2 separate regions of the Homo sapiens genome follow, and region 1 is linked to region 2. The links are chromatin loops, found by intact Hi-C in ENCODE. Cell type or tissue: mammary epithelial cell. All regions are shown on one strand.

Evidence for each region. Hi-C counts contacts between places; a loop is a spot of excess contacts. Peaks named below come from ENCODE experiments on the same cell type or tissue, not always from the same donor. Only the 100,000 strongest peaks of a DNase experiment are listed, where the experiment ranks them.
Region 1: a loop joins it to region 2, with 4 times the contacts of the local background. A loop is called at or near these places in 22 of 110 quality-filtered maps.

What each region holds. Positions count from the first base shown.
Region 1 is chr22:42,818,247-42,823,246 of GRCh38, reverse strand. It overlaps ARFGAP3 (ARF GTPase activating protein 3), which reads left to right. Exons shown (of 16, transcript NM_014570.5): 9 at 838-977. Among named protein-coding and RNA genes, the nearest start is that of ARFGAP3, 37 kb to the left of the region's middle. In mammary epithelial cell, a CTCF peak has its summit at 2,881; a DNase peak (open chromatin) is centred at 3,056.
Region 2 is chr22:42,619,677-42,624,676 of GRCh38, reverse strand. It overlaps CYB5R3 (cytochrome b5 reductase 3), which reads left to right. Exons shown (of 9, transcript NM_000398.7): 8 at 789-888; 9 at 4,732-5,000. The coding sequence ends at 4,904. Among named protein-coding and RNA genes, the nearest start is that of RNU12, 6.9 kb to the right of the region's middle. RefSeq lists enhancers at 530-1,084, 2,902-2,991. In mammary epithelial cell, a CTCF peak has its summit at 2,969 (motif pointing left); DNase peaks (open chromatin) are centred at 2,926 and 3,686; H3K27ac peaks cover 1,541 bases.

The sequences.
Region 1 (5,000 bases), 200 kb before region 2:
TTGGCTGTGTGACCTTGGCCACATTCCTTAACTTATATGAGCTTTACTTTCCTCAGCCCTCTGTATCCAGGGGTTCTGCATCCATGGATTCAACCAATTGCAGATCAAAATTATTTGGGGGGGAAAAAAAAACAATAGGCCAGGCGTAGTGACTCACGCCTGTAATCCCAGCACTTTGGGAGGCCGAGGCAGGTGGATCACTTGAGCCCCGGAGTTCAAGACCAGCCTGGGCAAAATGGTGAAATCCCATCTCTTCAAAAAATACAAAAAGTAGCCGGATTTGGTGGCCCGTGCCTGTAGTCCCAGCTACTCGGGATACTAAGGTGGGAGGATCGCTTTACCCCAGGAGGCAGAGGTTGCAGTGAGCTGAGATTGTGCCACTGTACTCCAGCTTGGTCAACAGCATGAGAGCCTGTCTCAAAAAAAGTAAAAAAAAATAAAAAGTAAGAATACAACAGTAAAAACAATACAAATAAAAACACAGAATTAGTAACTATTTTCATAGCATTTACATTATTTAGGCATAATAAGTAATCTAGAGATGATTGAAAGTATACTGGAGGCTACACGTGGGTTAAATGCAGATACTACGCCCTTTTACGTAAGGGACTTGATCATCGCAGATTTTGTTATCCACAGGGTCGTGAAACCAATTCCCCCATGCTGAGGGACTCCTGGAATAATACTAACTTCACAGAGTTCTGAGGACTAAGCCACAGAACAAATGTAGAGTGCTTGTCACAGTGCCTGGCAGGTCCTAACCCTTAGGAAATGTTAGCTGTAGTCACAGAAGCTTTCAAACAGCTCGTGTAGACTATAGTCTTATATATGTTCTAGCTTGGGGCCAAAAAAGGAAGTTTGGGAGCTCAGAAACTGGCAAACACATGCTTTAATGAAATTGAAAAACAAGCTCAAGCTGCGGATAAAATGAAGGAGCAGGAAGACCTGGCCAAGGTGGTATCTAAAGAAGAATCAATGTAAGTTTAATTTCATTATATTAATACATTTTCAGGGAATAAAACTATTAACTCAAGATTTTGCTTTCCAAATGCCATGTATTTTTGTGTGGGGGGGGAAGGGAGGGTACTGCAAAATTCAGTTTTATGAAAACTGATATTGCATTGGCATGTGGATTGGAAGGGAAAGAGACGATGGGGGCAGCAACACTCTGCTGAGGCTGTAAGGGCAAGACTGGAGTGACATCAGTGAGAAGGGAAAGACAGAGATGCATGGAGGTGTTTACACATGAAACATGCTTCACATTATTAGAGTTGGGGAAATGCAAATCAAGGCCACAATAAGATACCACTGTGTACTCTCTAGGGAAGCTATAATAAAAAAATCAGTAACAGGTGTTGGCTAGGATGTGGAGAAATTTGAACCCTTGTACATTGCTGATGGCAATGTGAAATGGTGCCACTGTTGTGAAAAACAGTTTGGCAGTCCTTCAGAAAGTTAAATGTAAAGTTTCCATGTGACCCAGCAAATCTACTCCTAAGTATATACTCAAGAGAAATTAAAACTTACATCTGTGCAACCACACACAAACTCGTGCATGAATGTTCATAGTGGCGTTAATCCTAATAGCCAAAAAGTAGAAATAAGCTAAATGTCTACCAACTGATAAATGAGAAAGAAAATGTGGTATGTCCATACAATGGACTATTACTCAGCCACAAAAAGGAATGTAGTCCTGATATTGGCCACAACATGGATAAACCTTGAAAAGTTTATGCTAAGAAAGAAGCCAGTCATAAAAGATCACATGATATGATTCTGTCTATATGCAATGTCCAGAATAGGCAAATCCGTAGAGACAGAAAGCAACTTACTGGTTGCCAGGGCCTGGGGTGAGGAGAGAATGGAGAGTGGCTGCTAATGGTCCAGGCCTGCTTTTTGGACTGCTGAAAGTGTTCTGGAGTTAGTGGTGATGATGGCACAGCTTTGTGAATGTGCTGAAACCACTGAATCATGCACTTTAACAGGGTGAGTTTTACGGTATGTGAATTATATCTGCATAATGAAAAAAGTATTTATAATCTGAAGCCCTGTTGGACTCTGTGACTAAATTCTAAATACATGATGGAAGACTATGGCTCTGGTCGTGTCTCCAGAGGTTCTGAGCCTGGATCTTGGAGAGGGAGAAGGAAGAGTTTCAGAGAATGAAGAAGGTGGAATGATCGTGTGTGTCGGGGGCCTGCCTGAAGTGGAGGAGTTGGAACGATAATGTGGAGCACCTTAAAGTCAGGCTGTGGTTGTCCACTTACCCAAGAGAAACAGCTCCTTCAGCAGTGCTGTCATGAAGGGGCGTCTCGGGAGAATGAGTTCGGTAGTGATACCCAGGCCAGGAAGAGGGGAGGAGACTGGAAGCCAGGAGGCCAGTGAAGAGATCGGTTTTCCGTAGACTTTTGTAAGGCTCTTGAGAGGTTTTCATTTGTGTTGAAATCAGAAGAGAAAGATGGCCTTCTGGAAACCGTGACTGTACCAAAGATCAGGAGAGAAGGGCGGAGGGTGCATGCTACACAGAAAGGAAAAGTAACCTGGATCCCTATTTTTTATGTGTGTGTTTTTTAATGGTGTTTTCTCTTACTTTCATGTGTATTTTATCTGTTTTAGCTTGAGTTACTATAGACTGTATGATGAAGAAAATAACACCTATTTTATGAGGTGGTTTTAAGGATTAGTTTAATAGCTTAAATGCTCATTGAAGTGCATCAAACAGTACCTGGCACATAGTAGGTGCTCAGTAAATGCAACTACTTTTCGTACTGTCTTACTGTTCATACTGACGGTTCGCTAAGATGGAGTTTATAAGGTAAACCCAAATAATTTGAAGTTGATAGTTGTTTCTCCTTGTCATTTAATTCACAGAACATAGGGGGCAGCACTGAACTGTATTTAGGTCGAATATGGTTTGAAATGCTTTGTGTACAAAAATTTACGTTGACTTGTCACAGACTTTAATTTCTCTTACTAAGCTAAGTTTTTGACCCTGGCAAAGGGAAAGGTTAGATTTGAGTGTTTCGATGGCTTCTCTTGGTATTTGGGAGTAGGCTCTGTCCAGATTACTCATGCTTGAGGTTTTCCCAGAGCGTGTGTAAAATCGGGCCCTGATCAGCTTCCTTCCTGCAAGTAAGCTGGATGGAGAAGCTGCAGGTAAGCTGGATGGAGTGAAGTCTGGTTGTTACTTCTAATATTAACATGCTAATCTTCCTGAAAACAGGAAGCAACAACCAGACTTCACTTGTATCTTTCATTAGGAGTGTTTAATACATCACAAAAACAAAGATGCAGATCGGAAGATTTATGAATTTGATTTGAGAAGCCAGTTTGGCAACTTTCATGGCCTTGTTCAGAACAACCACACCACTGTGCCTTAATGACCACCACTGCCACTCAAACCCGTAGAAAGTACAGGTGTTTTATCCTTAATACATGAGTGTTATGTTGCAAGTTAGTTTGTTTAATGGCTGTAAATAAAGTTATTTCGGCTCAGTAAACTGTCAGAACAGTGTTGTTCTTGTACTGTCAGAGTGTGAAACTAAACAGCCCATGCAGCATCCTGGTCTCCTTCTAGCAGTTTCCCAGCCCGTCCTCAGAGGCTCTCTGTGTGCCCACTTGGTAGGAAGGAAGGAAGAGGCAGAGCTGCCTTGAGCTGCTCCGCTTGTTTGATCTGTGTCCTGCAGTCCTCCCTTGAGCCAGTACCCGTAAGCACTCCTGAAGTTCTGAGAAACGCGGTGTTCTGACTTCTTAACTGTTGGTGCTTCCAGAGAGATGTTCTCGTAAGCATCAAAGTGCATGCTTTTAGTGAGTGACCCAGTCCATGTCAGATTACCTAGGAAGGAAAACTTTTCCATCTCTTATCTTTCTAATAGAACCTTTTCATCCCCATGCATCTTCTCCAGAAGAATCTGTTGCTGTAATTATATGTATTCATGATTTTAAACAGAGCTATTGTTTTCCTCCAAAAGAAAAAGTAGTATTTATTTGTTAAGGAATAAAATAGCCATAACCTGTTCTGTAGGAAGAGTAAGGAAAACAAACTGCCATGTGAAAACCAAAGAAATCTTGCTTGACTCATTAAAGAAAAGAAACAGCAAAAGCAAGATTACTTTTTCCTAATAAGAAATTCTGCACCGGGCGCGGTGGCTCATGCCTGTAATCCCAGGACTCTTTGAGGCAGAGGCAGGCAGATCGCCTGAGGTCAGGAGTTCGAGACCAGCCTGGCCAACATGGTGAAACCTCGTCTCTACTAAAAATAGAAAAATTAGCTGGATATGGTGGCAGGTGCCTGTAATCCCAGCTACTCGGGAGGCTGAGGCAGGAGAATTGCTTGAACCTCGTGGGTGGAGGTTGCAGTGAGCCAAGATTGCACCACTGCACTCCAGCCTGGGCGACAGAGCAAGACTCCATTTCAAAAAACAGAAAGAAATTCTGTTGTCTTTCCCTATTACTATGCAGAAATTTATTTATATTACTAGGAATTTATACAATGCCTCTTTTGCCAGGAATTCATGGTATTTTACATGTTTTTATAAAGTGGATGATAACTTAGAAATCCTTGTAAGTTAGATAGATCATTTTTCAGGGCCCTGAAATGTTGTGCTGTCTCACTAAAATATGATGCAAACTGCTATTCTTGCTATATAGGCATAGTTTTCTTTATGAAAAATTAAGTCATTATTGCATTTTTAGAAATCTGAGAGCAAGGACAATGTTTTGTACACCTTTTTACCCCTTTGGTGTCCTGCTTGTAGCAGATATTTGATTTTAAATAGAAGAGTGGTATTTGACTGACTAGTAGTGCTAAAGAGTCTATTAGCTGATGAGTCACTATCCCATTTTAAATGCTCTCAGAAGCCTGATTGCATAGAGATGTATCTACAAGAAATTATTTTGTAAATGGAAGGATCCTTTTACAATTAAGTAATAGCCCCTTAGTTGATCTATTTGTAAAGTCAAATTTATATATTTATTTATTTATCTTAAATCAAGATAGA
Region 2 (5,000 bases):
GCCCCTTCTGTCCCTGTGTGACCTGCAAACGCTGGGCAGCAGCCTGTGATGTGATCAGAGGTGGAACGGGGGTGGGGGGCGGGGAGTCGGGTGGGGGATTCAGGGGGAGATCCCTGATAGCCCCTGGAGGGTCCAGGAAGCTTTCCTGGAAGGGATGACGCTGGACTGAGTTCTGTAGGGCTCTGTGACAGCCGGGTGGGGGTGGGGGAGCCGCAGGCCAGCCAGGAGGATGGGTGTGGGCAAGGCCCGAGGGGGCCAGGTTGGGTGGGGAGTGGTGTCTGTACTTCCTGGTTTCTGGAGGTACAACCTGAATGAGATCCCAGAACGCAAAAAGACTTGCCGGAGGGCTGAGGGTGCAAATCCTGAGCCTTCTCACGGGGCCATTGCTTATTGTATGTGTTACACCCGCTCCCGGGCTGACCCCCTGGAGTATCTTGGCACATTTCCCGTCTCTTCCCTTTTTGCTGTCGCGCAGCTTGGCCGCCTTTAGTTTTTTCCATTTTTCCCACTCTCGGGACATCGAGCCCATTTCCTCACAACAGCAGAAGCAGTTGACACACTGAGTTTCTAGCGAACGCCTTCGCCCCTTCAGCAGCAGCTTTGAGGGGCTCCTTAGGCTAGACAAGGAGAGAGGGGTGCCAGGGTGATCTCTGGCCGAGTCCCCTCCTGAAAGCTCCGCAAGCGTGTGGCCCGCAGGCGGGCGCGATGACGAGGCGCGTCTCTGTTGAGTGTCTCCAGGGGCAGTCTGCCACCCATCCTTCCTGACTGCCTGGCCCTGTCCCCTGCAGACCGAGAAGGACATCCTGCTGCGACCTGAGCTGGAGGAACTCAGGAACAAACATTCTGCACGCTTCAAGCTCTGGTACACGCTGGACAGAGCCCCTGAAGGTGAGTGAGGGAGGCCCCTCACTGGGTGGGTGGGAGGTGCCAGCCCACAGTTCACCTTTGCCCAGCTGTTTGTGGCGTTGAGCCTTTGGACGACATCTGGCACTCACTATGGCCCTGTGGGAGGCAGGTGGTGTGGCCCCGTCTCACAGATGAGGAACAAGGGCTCACTGAAGCCACACAGCCGGAAACCACCACAGCCCGGCCTGAAACCCAGGTCCTCGCCTCCAGAGGCAGAGTCCTTTCCCGGGCGCACTGCACTGCCCAGCTGGGCAGAGAAGGCCAGCGTCCCCTCCCTGGGCGGGGCTCACTTCGGGGCAAGTCTCGGGGCAGCGGTGGCGGCTGCTGCTTCCACATCCCAGCGTGCATACTCTCAGGTGCTGCCGAGTTACACCAAGGCCATCTTCTCTCCCATTGTCAGCCCTGGGGAGTGGGCTGGGCCGACGTTGGGGTTACCCTTGTTCCACCTGTCCAGTGGCTGAGCTGCTTGCCAAGGGAGTTGTGGGAGAGCCAAGCTGGAGGCAGCGAGTGAGGGCCGCCCCACCTCCACCACTTGCAGTGAGGTTGCCTCTGGGAGTTAAAGCGCCCTTCCCTTTTCGGCTTCAGATAGAGATGTAGGTATAAGTAATATCTCAATTTCTTCTTTGCTGTAAGAAAAGCAGAGCTCAGCCTTCCCCAGGAAACATTCTGGTGATGTTTAGCTTCAGGGCTGAGAGACTAGGGAGTGGCGGCAACTGCGGTAAATTGGAGCGCATCTGCCTGGTCCGGAGGACACAGCCCCATCCGCCGTGGGCAATCCCGCTGTGGAGTATAGCCCTGTGTGGCCAGGGCCTCTGCTTTTCAAGAGAAGCTGGGGACCTGCATTTTCTGGGAAATTTCTAAGTGTTGGAAGCACCATTTTTGAATACCCGTGTGAGCACCAGTTTGGGGTCTCATGTCCTGCCATCTGCCCCTGCTTTGCCTCCGGCACCTCCTACGGCCCCACAGTTTCCTCAGGACTAATCCATGGTGGGGGGCGCACACCCTCTGCTGATGATCCATGTCAGGGGGTGCATGCCCTCTACTGATGAGGGAGCTCTGTCCACACCACCCTCTGCTCCTCCCAGAAAGGAGCACATGGGCTCTGGGACTTGCACCACCTGGCTAGCACCTAGGAGCTGGGTCACCTGGGCCCATCCCTGAGGGAGCAGCCGCCCTTCTCAGATGACCAGCTTGGGTTCCAGGCCTCCAGGCTGAGAGACCCAGGCCTGGAGGGGGTGGTGGATGTGTGGGTTGTCACCGTGTCCGGCCTCTGGCTGGACCTGCTGTCCTGGGTCAGCCCACCCCCTCCAGGTCGGCTGCTCCACCTGGTATGCTCAGGAAGCCAACCTGACCCCGCAGCTGACCTTCCAGTGGGGGAGGCAGAGGACTAATGGGAGCAGGTTTCTTAGTAAATTATAGCGCGGTTATGGTGGCGGGGTTCCTGTGATGTGGGGGGCCAAGCAGAGCCAGGCAGCGGCTGGAGCGGAGGTCAGCCAGGGCACTGGCTCTGGGAGTCTAGCTGCTGTTTCTCTTCTACTAACGAAAGGAGCAGGCCGGGCGCGGTGGCTCACGTCTGTAATCCCAGCACTTTGGGAGGCCGAGGCAGGCAGATCATGAGGTCAAGAGATCGAGACCATCCTGGCCAACATGGTGAAACTCTGTCTCTACTAAAAATACAAAAATTAGCTGGGCGTGTGTCGCGTGCCTGTAGTCCCAGCTACTCGGAGGCTGAGGCAGGAGAATGGCTTGAACCCGGGAGGCAGAGGTTGCAATGAGCCGAGATGGTGCCACTGCACTCCAGCCTGGCGATAGAGCGAGACTCCGTCTCAAAGAAAAGAGCGTTTTATCCTGTACCCATGTGTCAGTCTAAAGGGAGGAAGTGATAGGCTGCTTTGCTCCTTTCTGACTGCAGTTTCTAATGGCATGGGCGGGGCCAGCTTGCTGCGAGGCAGGGTTTAGCCCCATCCCAATTCCAGATGAGTGATCCAGATCCCTGGTGCGTGCAGGAGCCCCTGCCCTGTGGCCAGAGCGAGGCCTGGTCCCCCAGGGAGGGGCCAGTGCTGACCCCTGGTGGCAACAGGCAGCAGCACCTGCACCACCACCACGGGACAGTTACCTGCCAATGAGAGGAATAGTTGGGTGATCTCCTAGCATTTTTCGTGTACATTTGTTGCCACTGTGACCCACAATTCAAGATTAGTTGAGGTACTGCTGTAGCATTAAATGTAAGCTGAAATTCCAGAGGTTGAGAAAGAAAGTGGTAACAGGCCAGTCTGGCTGTACCGTAGCTAAGCGAAGGATGAGGAGAGCCCCAAGGACTCCAGGCAGGGGCAGTGAGTATTTCCCCCACAGAGCCACTTTCAGGACAGGTACAGGGAAAAATACATTAAGCCATGCACGGTGGCATGCACCTGTAGTCCCAGCTATTCAAAGCTAAGGCAAGAGGATCACATGAGCCCAGGAGCTCCAGGCTGGAGGGCATTATGATCACACCTGTGAATAGCCACTGCCTGCCAGCTGGGGCAACATAGCCAATTCCTGTCTCTTAAAAACACACACACACACACACACACACACACACACACACTAAAAAGAAATCGCTGTGAAATTGAAAGGTGTCTTACATACCTGCACATTTTGTACACTAGCAGTTTATGCCCATGCAGTTTTTACAAGGTACTTTCAGATCCACTTCAGATCCATTGCCCAGCTATAAAACTATTTTCTGTGCCTCGCCTTGTTCCAGAGGGATTTTAGGAGGCTTACAAAGACTCATCTGGTGAGTCAGAGTGGCACAAATGGAAAGTGGGAGTGAAAGAAAAACAAGTGCAGGGCTATAAAATGAATGGAATCAGTACTGGGATTTGTACAAAAACGGACTATAATGTACGCTTGCTGTGAATGGGCCACACGTATCACTCCAGGCTTCCCAGCAGCCAAGGTGAAAAGGGAAATGTGGTCAGTGACTTAGCTCATGGAGTCCATGAGATAAAGAGGACCCCCTTGCTCAGCACAGTAGACTCTTCCTGGTTCCAGGGCAAGCGGGACTGCTTTGGCCCCTCCCCGTCAGGACCTTCACAGCGTGGAGTGTATGCTGTAAACTTGGGCCATCTAGGCAGGGTGTCTGTGTCAGCCAGTGCCAGCCCTCCTGGCCTGAGGCTTCAGCAGCTTTTCTCTTGGTGTTGAGGGCTGTGGGGTGGTTGTTTCTGGTTACTAAGGATAGAGACCAGCCATATCATCGTGGGCGCTCAGGGCTCGAGGGGGCAGGACACACAGCTGTGGATGAGACTCAGTTCCTCATGGGCCGACATTCTTGGGGAGTCACAGTGGGCTCATGGAGGTGGGGGCAGTTAGAGACTGTCACCCTGAGCAGCCTGGGGCAGAGCACCAGCCTGGGGACCTCTGGATCCTGGAAGGTACATCTCAGTCGTGTCCCTGCCTCATTGTGTGATCTTGAGCAACTCAACTCTGGGTCCTCTGGGCCTCAGTTGCCACATCTGTAAAATGGGATTCATATTCCCCGCCCTGTCCACCCACTGGGTTGTTCCAAGGGACACCCCGGAGGCCAAATGGAAGCAAAAGGCTTTGCAAACTGTAAAGTGCAGTCAGGGGAACCATGATGGGCTTTGTACACTGGTTTCAGGCTGCAGGGCCTGAGGCCATAGGCTTGAGTCAGGGTTGGGGGCAGGGGGTCCTGGTGACAGTTTGCTGGGATCAGCCTCTCCATTCTTCAGCATTTAAGGAATTCACCGCCTAGGGTTGGTCGGTCAGCAGGTTGGTGACCACACAGCCACACGTCAGCTTACCTGGTCTCTCACCCCACAGCCTGGGACTACGGCCAGGGCTTCGTGAATGAGGAGATGATCCGGGACCACCTTCCACCCCCAGAGGAGGAGCCGCTGGTGCTGATGTGTGGCCCCCCACCCATGATCCAGTACGCCTGCCTTCCCAACCTGGACCACGTGGGCCACCCCACGGAGCGCTGCTTCGTCTTCTGAGGGCCGGGCACGGTCACACGGCCACCCGCCCCGCGCACCCCACGCCCTGTTCACGCTCACCCAGTCACCTCCCCACATCGCACACTGGGGCCCCGG